Regions from separate parts of the Mus musculus genome. Here region 2 is linked to region 1. A link is a loop called in an ENCODE intact Hi-C map of the cell type or tissue named here. Cell type or tissue: left cerebral cortex. All regions are shown on one strand. Each heading gives the region's core, and the rest is flanking DNA. Links, peaks and the distances in the headings are about the cores only.

Region 1 (5,380 bases), core at 117-5,116:
AACCCAGGCTTCATTGATCATAGAACCCTACTTTCATCTTTTTAGGGGGAAGGAATGAGGGTTTCTTGGTTTCACATGGCCACCTCTCACTTCATATTCTAGCAGGGCTTAGATCTGACAGACAACAGCCTTGGAGCATCAAGGACATGTGACTTCACAATAATAGGAATTGGGGGAGGGAGCTAACAGCCCCTACCCCTTCTCCCAGGGTCTGTTATGCTCTTATTGTCCTTAACACACTGAATTGTAAATTAAAGAAAGACCAAACAAGTAGCTGGGAAGCTCTGTGAAAATATTTAACCCGAGCTTGGTACTGCAAGTAAAAAGCTTTTCTAACAGCACACTTTTGCTGTTGCTGGGAAAGGCCCTTGGGAGCTCCAATGTCCCATTAACCACAGCTCAGTGCTGGCTAGGAACACGCATGGTACAGTTCATCCCACCACGCAGCAATCTCATCAGTCAGACTGCCAAACCTCAAGGACTGCTAGACATCGACCCTGGAGGGAAGGTGGTGGGAGACGTGGGTACCAAATCCCTAGGAAGTCCTGGACTCAGGAGAGACTGGGTGCATCCTCTGTGAATTTGAACTTCAACAGACCATCTGGGCTTGGCTGATGGAGAGCCTGTTCCATGTCAGGTGGAACAGAAGGTGGCAGGCAGGAATAAGCCTCAACTGTGCTCTTCCTTACGGTGACTGACAGAATATTGTTCCTCTTCCTCCTCATCTTCCTTGTCCTCGTCCTCATCCTCATCCTCCTCCTCCCCCTCGTCCTCCTCCATCCGCTGTAGGTGAAACTCAAACAGCCTTAGCATCCACTTGAGTGCAGCCCTAGGCAGAATGGCCATCAGCTACAGGAGATGCACCTGGAGCCACACAAGCTGCACTGAGTCTGCACGGACACTAGAGGGCGCAGGCTGGCAGATTCCCTAGCCCTCAGCACACACCCCTTTTAATTTCTAAACTAGGGAAGAAAGCATAGTAGGTCTAAACCAGAGCTTCTCAATGGGTGGGTCCCAACTCCTTGGGGATTGCAGGACTCTTCATAGGGGTTGCCTAAAACTATCAGAAAGCACATATCTATATTACGATTTGTAACGATAACAAAATTTATAGTTATGAAGTAGCAATAAAAATAATTTTTTGGTTTGGGGTGACCATGACATGAGGAACTGTATTAAAGGGTCACAGCATTAGAAGTTTGAGAACCACTAGTCCAAACTAAGTAAGTCCTCAGGGTAAAATACACAGTTGTTGTTTCCTGCTTGGTATACAAAGCGTTAAATCCAACAGGCTGTGGACATTGTTCACCCCGTTTCTCTTTCCTCTTTCCATGTGGTTGTAGGAAAATCTCATATTATATATGAATGTCATCCTATTTCTTGGACAGCACTGGGCAGTACCAAGGACTCTGGAGCTGCTGCCACCACACAGGGATCCTATTCACAGCAGTTAGCATCCTATGACATCTGGTGATCACTTTACTCACTGATACCATGAGTGAGAGATAATGTGTTCCCATCCCACAGTCCTCCACAGGTCCACAGACATAGGCTGCAGGGCTAACTTGGACCTCTCTGGAGAAGCCATTCTGACCCCAGCCAGGGAGGTCAAAGGCTACAGTGAGAGATATACCCTCCTCTTCTGAGTGGGACAACACACAGCCGCCCAGTGAGATCTATGGGAGGGAGGATAGGGTATTACTGGGTACCAGCATGCAACCTCAGCCTGCCATCTGAGCCACAGTCCCATGTCAAGGCACTGTCACTGCAAAACCTTCCTGACTCCCAAGCCATACGCCAAGAGCTCAAACTCCCAAATCTCCAGAGCATCAATGACTGTTTTTTTTTGTTTTGTTTTGTTTTTGTTTTTTGGTTTTTTTTCAGTTTTTGTTTTTTTTACATAAATAAAAAAAAGGCATCAGAGCCATTGAAATGACTCCCTGGGCAAAAGCACCAGGCACCAAGCCTGGAGACTTGAGTTTAAGCCTGAGAACTCACGTGGTAGGAGGAGAGAACTGAATCCCAGAGGTTGTGTCCTCTGACCTACATGAGCTGGATCACATGCCCATCACACACAAACTAATTCATATGCATAAAACTTAAGCAACAAGGTAAAGTGCAATGTAAAAGGAGAAAGAGGGGCAGCTGGAAAGGCTGCACAGAAAGCCCCACCCTGCACTGCCAGACCTCTCTCCCTCTGCTCTTTCCCAAGCCTGAGAGGCCCCACAAGAGTTGGGGAACCAGAGAAGGTGGAGAAAAGAAAAGGAAATCCCCAAGAACTTTTTCTAAATAAAAACTGCTACTATAACAGGATGGGAGACATGTGGGTGACTCTCCTCACTAAGCTAGGCTCATCTGGGTCACACCCACTCCAGTCACCCGGGAAGCTCCTACTCACACCCTGAAGCCTGTTCAGACACAAACGTCCCACCACTCCTTGGGGCAGATTTCTTAGACTCCATGGTCACTCTCCCCAACATCCTGAATGGCATTTCTGATCTTCTGTTAAGACTTACACTTTTGGGACATCATTACTGTGTTTTTTCCCCTTTGGACCCTGGTAAGTCTGTTTCAGTCCCAGGGTCTCTGCATCTGCAGATCCTCCACCTCTCTGCACTTCTTGCTGTCTGTTTCAGAGAGGGTCAGTCCTTGGGTATATGTACTTTCTCTTGGAAGAGGCCTCTAGGATTAGCATCAATTCTCATCTACCTTCAGACTCTGGTCCTGCTTTGTTCAGAGCACTTCCTCAGATCAGACACTGAACTCCCTTTTCTTCTGTGTGTGTGAGTGTGTGCGTGTGTGTGTGCGCGCACGCGCTCATGTGTGTGTGTTACATACTCTATTAATTAGAGTTTTGCTGCTGTGAACAGATACCATGACCAACCATGGCAACTCTTACAAAGGACAACATTTCATTGGGGCTGGCATACAGGTTCAGAGGTTCAGTCCATTATCATCAAGGAGGGAACATGGCATCATCCAGGCAGGCATGGTGCAGGAGGAACTGAGAGTTCTACGTCTTCATCTGAAAACTGCTAGCAGAATACTGACTTCCAGGCAGCTAGGATGAGGGTTTTAAAGCCCACACCCACAGTGACATGTCTACTCCTACAAGGCCACACTTACTGCAAAAGTGCCACATATTTTAATATTGCCAATCCCTTGGCCGAGCATATACAAACCATTACACACACCCTCATGCACACACACATGCTTTCCCATGCAGGATATAGAGGTCGACATGTGAATGTTTTTTTTTTCCTTCTTTTTGCTTTTCTTTACTCTGCACTTCTCCCAAGACAGGGTCTCTCTGTGTAGCCCTGGCTATCCTGGAACTCACTCTGTAGACCAGGCTGGCCTCAAACTCACAGAGAACCACCTCCCTCTGCTTCACGAATGCTGTGACTGAAGTTGTGTGCTGGCACTGCCCAGCTATCTTTTTCGTTTTAAAAAAGACTTTCAAATTTCTATTCACTTGTATGTCTGCGTGTATGTATGGTTAGAGAAGCGGGAAGAAGTCAGGGCTCTGGAACTGAAGTTACTGGTGGCTCACAGAGCCAGTTGTGGGTGCTGTGAACTGAATTCAGGTCCTCTGAAACAGTAGTAGTTGTATGTAAGCACAGAGCCAGGTCTATAGGCCTCAGAGTCCTGCCCCTGTTTTTTGAGTCAGGGCCTCTCTCTGAACCCAGAGAGTACTATTCATCATTTTGTCTAGACTAGCCGGCCAGAAGGACCCTAGAATTGGTTCCTGTTGTCTCTATCCCACAGTGCCAGGGTCACAGCGAACAAGGACATATGTGGCGCTTTACAGGGGTGCTGGGGATCTGAACCCAGGTCCTTATGCTTACACACAGGGAGCACTCCACCTCTCAGACTGCGGGGTCCTGCATTTCTGTATTTAATAGTTTGCCACTGCGAACCCCCACAGTGTCCCAAAACAGGGCAGGGTACACACACTGTTTATAACTGTGAGTCAGGCTGTATGACATTTCAAAGGCTCAGCATGAGGCCCAAGAGTCTCTTCCTATCCTAAAGGCTCAAACACTTTGTGACCTACAGGATTAGGGACTCAGGAAGAAATGTGAGGGCTATGGGTGAATTAGTCTTCTAGAAAGCTCCTTTCTGGCACAATAGTGACAGTAGAATAGACACTCAGGAATGTGTCACACTAGGGGGTGTTCACTTGCAGGATGCTGATGTCCCTCCTTTTGGACAACAATCCAGCTATGGGGTCCCAAGTAAGGCTTCTTGTTGCTTCCCAAGAGGTCATTAATCAAAGATGCTCATCACCAGACCAGACCTTTTACAGGCCTCTGCTTCTGTATGGGACCAGCAGGACATCTGGGCAGCTAGTTCCCTGTGGTGGAGGAGGGGAAAGCAAAAAGCAATGTGTGGGTGTGTGCCAGGGCCAGAGCTAAGGAGAACTCACTGCCCTGCAGCACACAACAGCTGCCCAATGAGGAAGTGATAGTATCCCCACAGGGATCTTCTAAGCCTAACCTCTTTCCAGCTTTACTTTTTCCAATATTGTAATGAGTTCAAGGCCCAGGCTTTACTTTGCTTTTCTTTGCCATTAGAAGCCAGAGCCCTCAAGCTCACTGGGGACAGAGTATATTCTTAATACATGCTGAGCACAGCCATACTGACTGCCAAGGTAGACAGCCGGCAGCAAGACTGTGCCCCAGACTTGTACATGCCTTCATCCACAGGCAGGTGGGTGGGAATGGAGGAGGTGCCCATCATCAGAGGGATCTTTCTACTGACCATCCTCTGACTTCTGACCCCATAGCAAAGTTCTGACATAAGATTAAGAACTATCTGACCCAGACTCTCCTCATTCAGTGCCAAGGTGTGTTTGACTACAGAGGAGTCACTGGGTGTACACCAAAGCATCCAAGGGCCTCAGGATAAGAAGAGTCACTATAGGCTAGAACTTGTACTCCTCTGACCTCTTTGTCTGCTCCAGCTTCCAGACATCAGTTTCCAGGCTTGACTGGACCCTACCATGCACTTGTGCATGGATGGCACCTGGAGTCGAGGACCCTGGGGCCTGGAGGCATGTATGCAGGTGACATTCAGTCATATAGATTCAGAAACTGCTCTCTTTAGCCCTAGCAGTGCACACCATATTCCATTGTGTCTATTTTCGATTGAGGGGACCCAAAGACCTTCTCTGAAGACAAGAGCCTCTTTCTGGGTATCTCCTTCAGACTCACTAACAACCTGGACAGAATGTCTATGGAATGTGAGGGAGTGAAGAAAAAGGCAGCAGGAGATATCCTCTCCCTCCAGGAGATGAAGGCCAGAAAGGAACTCCACCCACAGGAAGTCCTGAGGACACCCTGTGCCATGAAATTCCCTCTATGAATGCTGTAGGAGC
Region 2 (5,380 bases), core at 80-5,079, 380 kb after region 1:
TCCCCAGTAGTGAGGGGAATGGCATGGGGCCTCTAGGACTGGTTCTGCATGGTCAATGTCTCAGGCTGCCCTGGCCAATGGCCAGCACCCAACACTACTATTGGGAGGGTCCAGCAGTAACCCAAGGGTTATGAGCCAGGCGTAGCATAGTGCAGGGTAGAATATCTCTCACTGCCCTGACTGAGCCTATGTGTGTCCCTAAAAGGAGCTGCAGTTTACTGGTCAGTATGCAATGGGACATGCAGATTTGGTGGTCCCTGGGTCAATCCCTGCCTACAGCCTTCCCTTCTAGCCATATGTTCTTGCTACCTTGATTTCTGAGTCCTGTCTCCTTAGTTTTAAACCAAGAGTGAAGGTCCCTGTGTGTGGAGTTTACAGCCTATTTCTATGAAAGGAAGGGAAACAGAAGCTATGAGGAGACAGAGACAAACTGAACCACCAGGCAAATGCTCGGTGGGGACATTGGAGGACTTTTACTGTGAAAGACCACAGGCTTCCTCAATGAGCTCCATCTGAGTACAGCACCCTGTGAGGATAGAAGCCACCGACCTGAAAAGCTTCTCTTGCAGGTCACACCTAGTGCAGTGGCATTAAAAACCGTGTTCTGTGCTGGTAAAGAGCCTGGGGTCACTGTGATGTAAAAGCATCCCTGGGTAGGGCCAGTGACATCCTAACTCCTGTACTTCAAAGAGGAAATGAGGGGAGGGAAGGAAGGATGTAGCCAGGCAAACATCAGGGCAGGGACCGCAGAGGCTCCTGTTGCTGAGGGGCAGGTCTAGTACAGGGGCCCAAGCACCACGGGCTTGCTAGACACAGGGGTGGGGTTTCAGGAGGAGGAAGGCCCCTTCTCTCATGGCAGCAGGTGTCCTGAGAAGTCCATGCCTACTGCTTGGGAATAGGAGTGTGAGGGTTGGGGACCCTCAGGCAGTGGCTCACACTTCATACCATATACGTTGCAAAGTTTACAGACACACACACACACCAACACCCCTCTCCCAACATGGTGATGTGTTACCTCACCAACTACTCAGAGGCTCCCATCCCTCCTGGCTCCAGTGATAGCCCATGAGGAAAAGCTGTTAGAGGGAGGACTCCTCAGAGCAACACACAGGACTCCAGAAGATATCCTCCTTGGGATCTCGCTATTCTTACACACAGCAATATGAGTCATTTGCTCATTCATTTATCCAGCCACCTTTACCTAGTATGCATGAACTTGGCCTGAAGATGTGCTGAGCGAATGACTCTAACCCTGGGCAGATGGAGAAGATGCTTACTGGTGGACAGGAGAGAATGATGCTCAGAGGAAGCCTCAGTGTGCTCAGAGGTGAGTCACTACGACACAGAGAGAGCAGGAACATGTGGGGAAATTAGGGAGGGAGGGAACAGGTCATTATATATAACCGCAGCTGTCACTCAGTACACATTGAGCTCTGAGATGCAGTCTGTGATTCATTGCACCCCCATCAGCCTGAATCATCTTCCCATCCTCTCTAGCCACGAATATCTCCACTGCTTCTGTCTCCATTCCTATGGCTGCCACTGGGCCTTTGCTCCCACACCTTCTCCAGGCTCTCTCCATGCTCACATCTCTTAGCCTTCCTGGAATACTTTGTCGAAAATAGAAGCCTCTACACACAATCTTCTAAGCCTAACCTCTTTCCAGCTTTACTTTTTCCAATAATATGAGTACAAGGCCCAGGCTTTAATTTGCTTTTCTTTGCCAATAGAAGCCAGAGCCCTCAAGCTCACTGGGGACAGAGCATATTCTTAATGCATGCTGAGCACAGCCATACTGACTGCTAAGGTAGACAGCTGGCAGCAAGGCTGTGCCCCAGACTTGTACATGCTTTCATCCACAGGCAGGTGGGTGGGAATGGAGGTGGTGCCCATCATCAGAGGGATCTTTCTACTGGTCATCCTCTGACTTCTGACCCCATAGCAAAGTTCTGACATAAGATTAAGAGCTATCTGACCCAGACTCTTCTCATTCAGTGCCGAGGTGTGTTTGGCTACAGAGTAGTCACTGGGTGTACACCAAAGCATCCAAGGGCCTCAGGATGAGAAGAGACACTATAGACTAGAACTTGTACTCCTCTGACCTGTTTGTCTGCTCCAGCTTCCAGACATCAGTTTCCAGGCTTGACTGAACCCTACCATACACTTGTGCATGGATGGCACCTGGAGTCGAGGACCCTGGGGCCTGGAGGCATGTATCCAGGTGACATTCAGTCATGTGGGAAGCCGCCCTCACATTGGCCGTTGCAAGATGGCGCTGACATCCTGTGTTCTAAGTGGTAAACAAATAATCTGCGCATGTGCCAAGGGTAGTTTTCCACTCCATGTGCTCTGCCTTCCCCGTGACGACAACTCGGCCGATGGGCTGCAGCCAATCAGGGAGTGACATGTCCTAGGCGGAAGATAATTCTCCTTAAAGGGGACGGGGTTTCACCATTTTCTCTCTTGCTCTGGCTCCTAAAGATGTAAGCAATAGAGCTCTTGCTCTCTTGCTCTGGCTCCTAAAGATGTAAGCAATAGAGCTCTTGCTCTGGCTCCTAAAGATGTAAGCAATAGAGCTCATGCTCTCTTGCGCTCTGGCTCCTAAAGATGTAAGCAATAGAGCTCTTGCTCTCTTGCTCTAGCTCCTAAAGATGTAAGCAATAGAGCTCTTGCTCTCTTGCACTCTTGCTCCTGAAGATGTAAACAATAAAGTTTTGCCGCAGAACATTCTGGTTTGCTGTGTTCTTCCTGGCCGGTCGTGAACGCAAGTAAGAGTTGATGCCGAAACCCAGGACGAGAAAACCCGAGACGAGAAATCCTGAGACAAGAAAACCTGGGACGGTTACCATCACCGGCACAAGGAAGATCCCTCATTCCGGAACCAGAACTGCGGGTCACGGTCATAAAGGTTCCCGTAAAACAGACTGTTGAGAAGGATCCAGTGTGGATTCAAAACTCTTCAGCTGGGCAACGGTGATAATAAAGTGTTCCCACAACACAGACTGTTGAGAAGGATTCAACTGCGTGAATTCAGAACTCTTCAGCTGGGGTACAGGGTACCCGTAAGTATAGCTTTAAAAGGTAAGTCTGGTCTTGAACTTTCTAATGAAATTCAAGACAGTCTATCAGAAGTAAAGTGGGGTATAGCTTTACAAGGTACGTCTGGCCTTGAACTTTCTAACGAAATTCAAGACAGTCTATCAGAAGTAAAGTGGAAAATAGCTTTACAAGGTATGTTTGGCCTTAAACTTTTTCTAGTGTTAGGAGCCTTTTTGTTCCTTTTCACATGTTATCAAGTGGTTAAGGTAGGGCTAAAAATTCTGGATGAAATTCAGGGCAATCTATCAGAAGTAAAGCGGGGAGAGAGAGTAGGAACAAAGAGAAAATATGGTACACAAAATAAGTATACAGGCCTTTCCACGGGTCTTGAACCCGAAGAAAAGTTTAGGTCAGGTAAAAATACCTGGAGAGAGATTAGAAGGAAGGAAAAAAAAAAGAAAAAAAAAGATCAATTAGCGGAGGTCTCTAGAAGAAGGAGCCTATACTCATCACTAGATGAGCTCAAGGAGCCAGTTCTTAGTAGTTCTAAATCAGATGAAAAGGCTATTAGGGCCTGGAAGGCGCTCTCCCGAGCAGGTGAAGCCACTGGACAACTAACAAAGATCGTCCAGGGACCTCAAGAGTTCTCAGATTTTGTGGCCAAAATGACAGAGGCAGCAGAGCGTATTTTTGGAGATTCAGAGCAAGCCGCACCTCTGGTAAAACAGCTCATTTATGAGCAAGCCACACAGGAGTGCCGAGCGGCCATAGCCCCAAGAAAGAACAAAGGTTTACAAGACTGGCTCAGGGTTTGTCGGGAGCTTGGGGGACCTCTCACCAATGCAGGCTTAGCGGCCGCCATCCTCCAATCCCAAAAATGCTCCATGGGCAAAAATGAATCAACTCATAGAGCTTGTCCAGAAACAACTAGATGTATTATGGCAAATAGCTCAGCTGGGATGTAAACAAATTTTCCAAGATTGTGCGTTACTTCCATTCAGTATGAGAAATTTTACTAGGGCAGCTAATTTGTCAAAAAGTCTTTCTCAGTATATGTTACAGAATTGGACGGCTAAATTTGAACAGACCCTTCGGGAATTGAGACTTGCCATCATTCAGGTCAACTCCACGCACTTGGACCTGTCCCTGACCAAAGGATTACCCAATTGGATCTCCTCAGCATTTTCCTTCTTTAAAGAATGGGTGGGATTGATATTATTTGGAGATATGCCATGCTCCAAGGGGCTCACTGAGGGAGAAGATCCTCTGGGACATGCCTTGTCACTCTTGGCTATGTGGAACACCCACAATGCAAATTCCTCAGCCCAGGCCCTGCTTTATGCATTCATTCTTGTTAACCAAATTGATCACAGAGTGTACACATGACATGATTTCATGCAGTCAGGAAGAAAAGTGAAATCATGATACTTGCACAGAAACAGAAGGAACTAGAAATCATTGTTACGCAAAATGAAGCAGAATCAAAAAGGGAGGTATGCGTGTGAATGTATGTATATGGTATGTGTGTGCATGTGCTGTGGTGTATGTGTGGTGTATGTGTGTAGGTGTGAATGTATGTATGTGGTATGTATGTGACTGTGTGAGGCTATTGTGGTGTGTGTGTTACTGTACATGATGTGTGTGCATGTGTATCTGTGGTGTATGTGTGTGTGTATGGGTGTGAATGTAAGTATGTGGTATATGTACGTGTGCGTGTTTTTGTGGGGTCATGGTTATGTGTGTGTGTTTGGTGTATGTGTGGTGCATGTATGTTTATGTGTGTGGTGTGTGTGTATATGTGTTCATGTATGTATGTAGTATGTGTGTGTGTGCATGTTTGTGTGGGGGTATGTCTGTGTGTGGCCTTATTAGCAGAGACCCCAGAGGTCTTTCTTCCTGTATCCCAAGGAAATAATTGTTGGCCATATTTCTGCTTTGTCTGTTGGTTTCTGAGGTTACAAGTGTGTAAAAACCACATCTTACTTTCAATTGCATTTCAAAAAGTCATTGGTCACAAGCTGATTTGCATCCAACTTGTTGTGGTAAATATTACTTGTGGATTTCTTACCACCACATAAATTATAGAGGTATGAAATAATAATAATAATACGAAGAAGAGAAAAAGAAATGATAATAAACTAATAAGAAATAATAAGAATAAGAAACAATGCTATCAAATAATAAAATAATAAATAATATGAAATAATAAAAAGAAGTAATATTAAATAATATGATATAATAATGTAGTAAATGATAATGTGAAAAAATAAAATAAGAAATAATAATAATTATTATAAGCATTAAAGCACCAGCATGGGGCAGATACCATTCCCCTATGCTA

The links. Hi-C counts contacts between places; a loop is a spot of excess contacts. Peaks named below come from ENCODE experiments on the same cell type or tissue, not always from the same donor. Only the 100,000 strongest peaks of a DNase experiment are listed, where the experiment ranks them.
Region 2: a loop joins it to region 1, with 9 times the contacts of the local background. A loop is called at or near these places in 11 of 42 quality-filtered maps.

Annotation. Positions count from the first base shown.
Region 1 is chr12:21,026,586-21,031,965 of GRCm38, reverse strand. It overlaps the pseudogene Gm5977. Among named protein-coding and RNA genes, the nearest start is that of Asap2, 82 kb to the left of the region's middle. In left cerebral cortex, for the core only: a CTCF peak has its summit at 900 (motif pointing right); DNase peaks (open chromatin) are centred at 881 and 2,447.
Region 2 is chr12:20,642,361-20,647,740 of GRCm38, reverse strand. All of the region lies in intron 3 of LOC108167368, which reads right to left. Among named protein-coding and RNA genes, the nearest start is that of Gm6626, 120 kb to the left of the region's middle. In left cerebral cortex, for the core only: no CTCF peak of the experiment used is centred there; no DNase peak of the experiment used is centred there.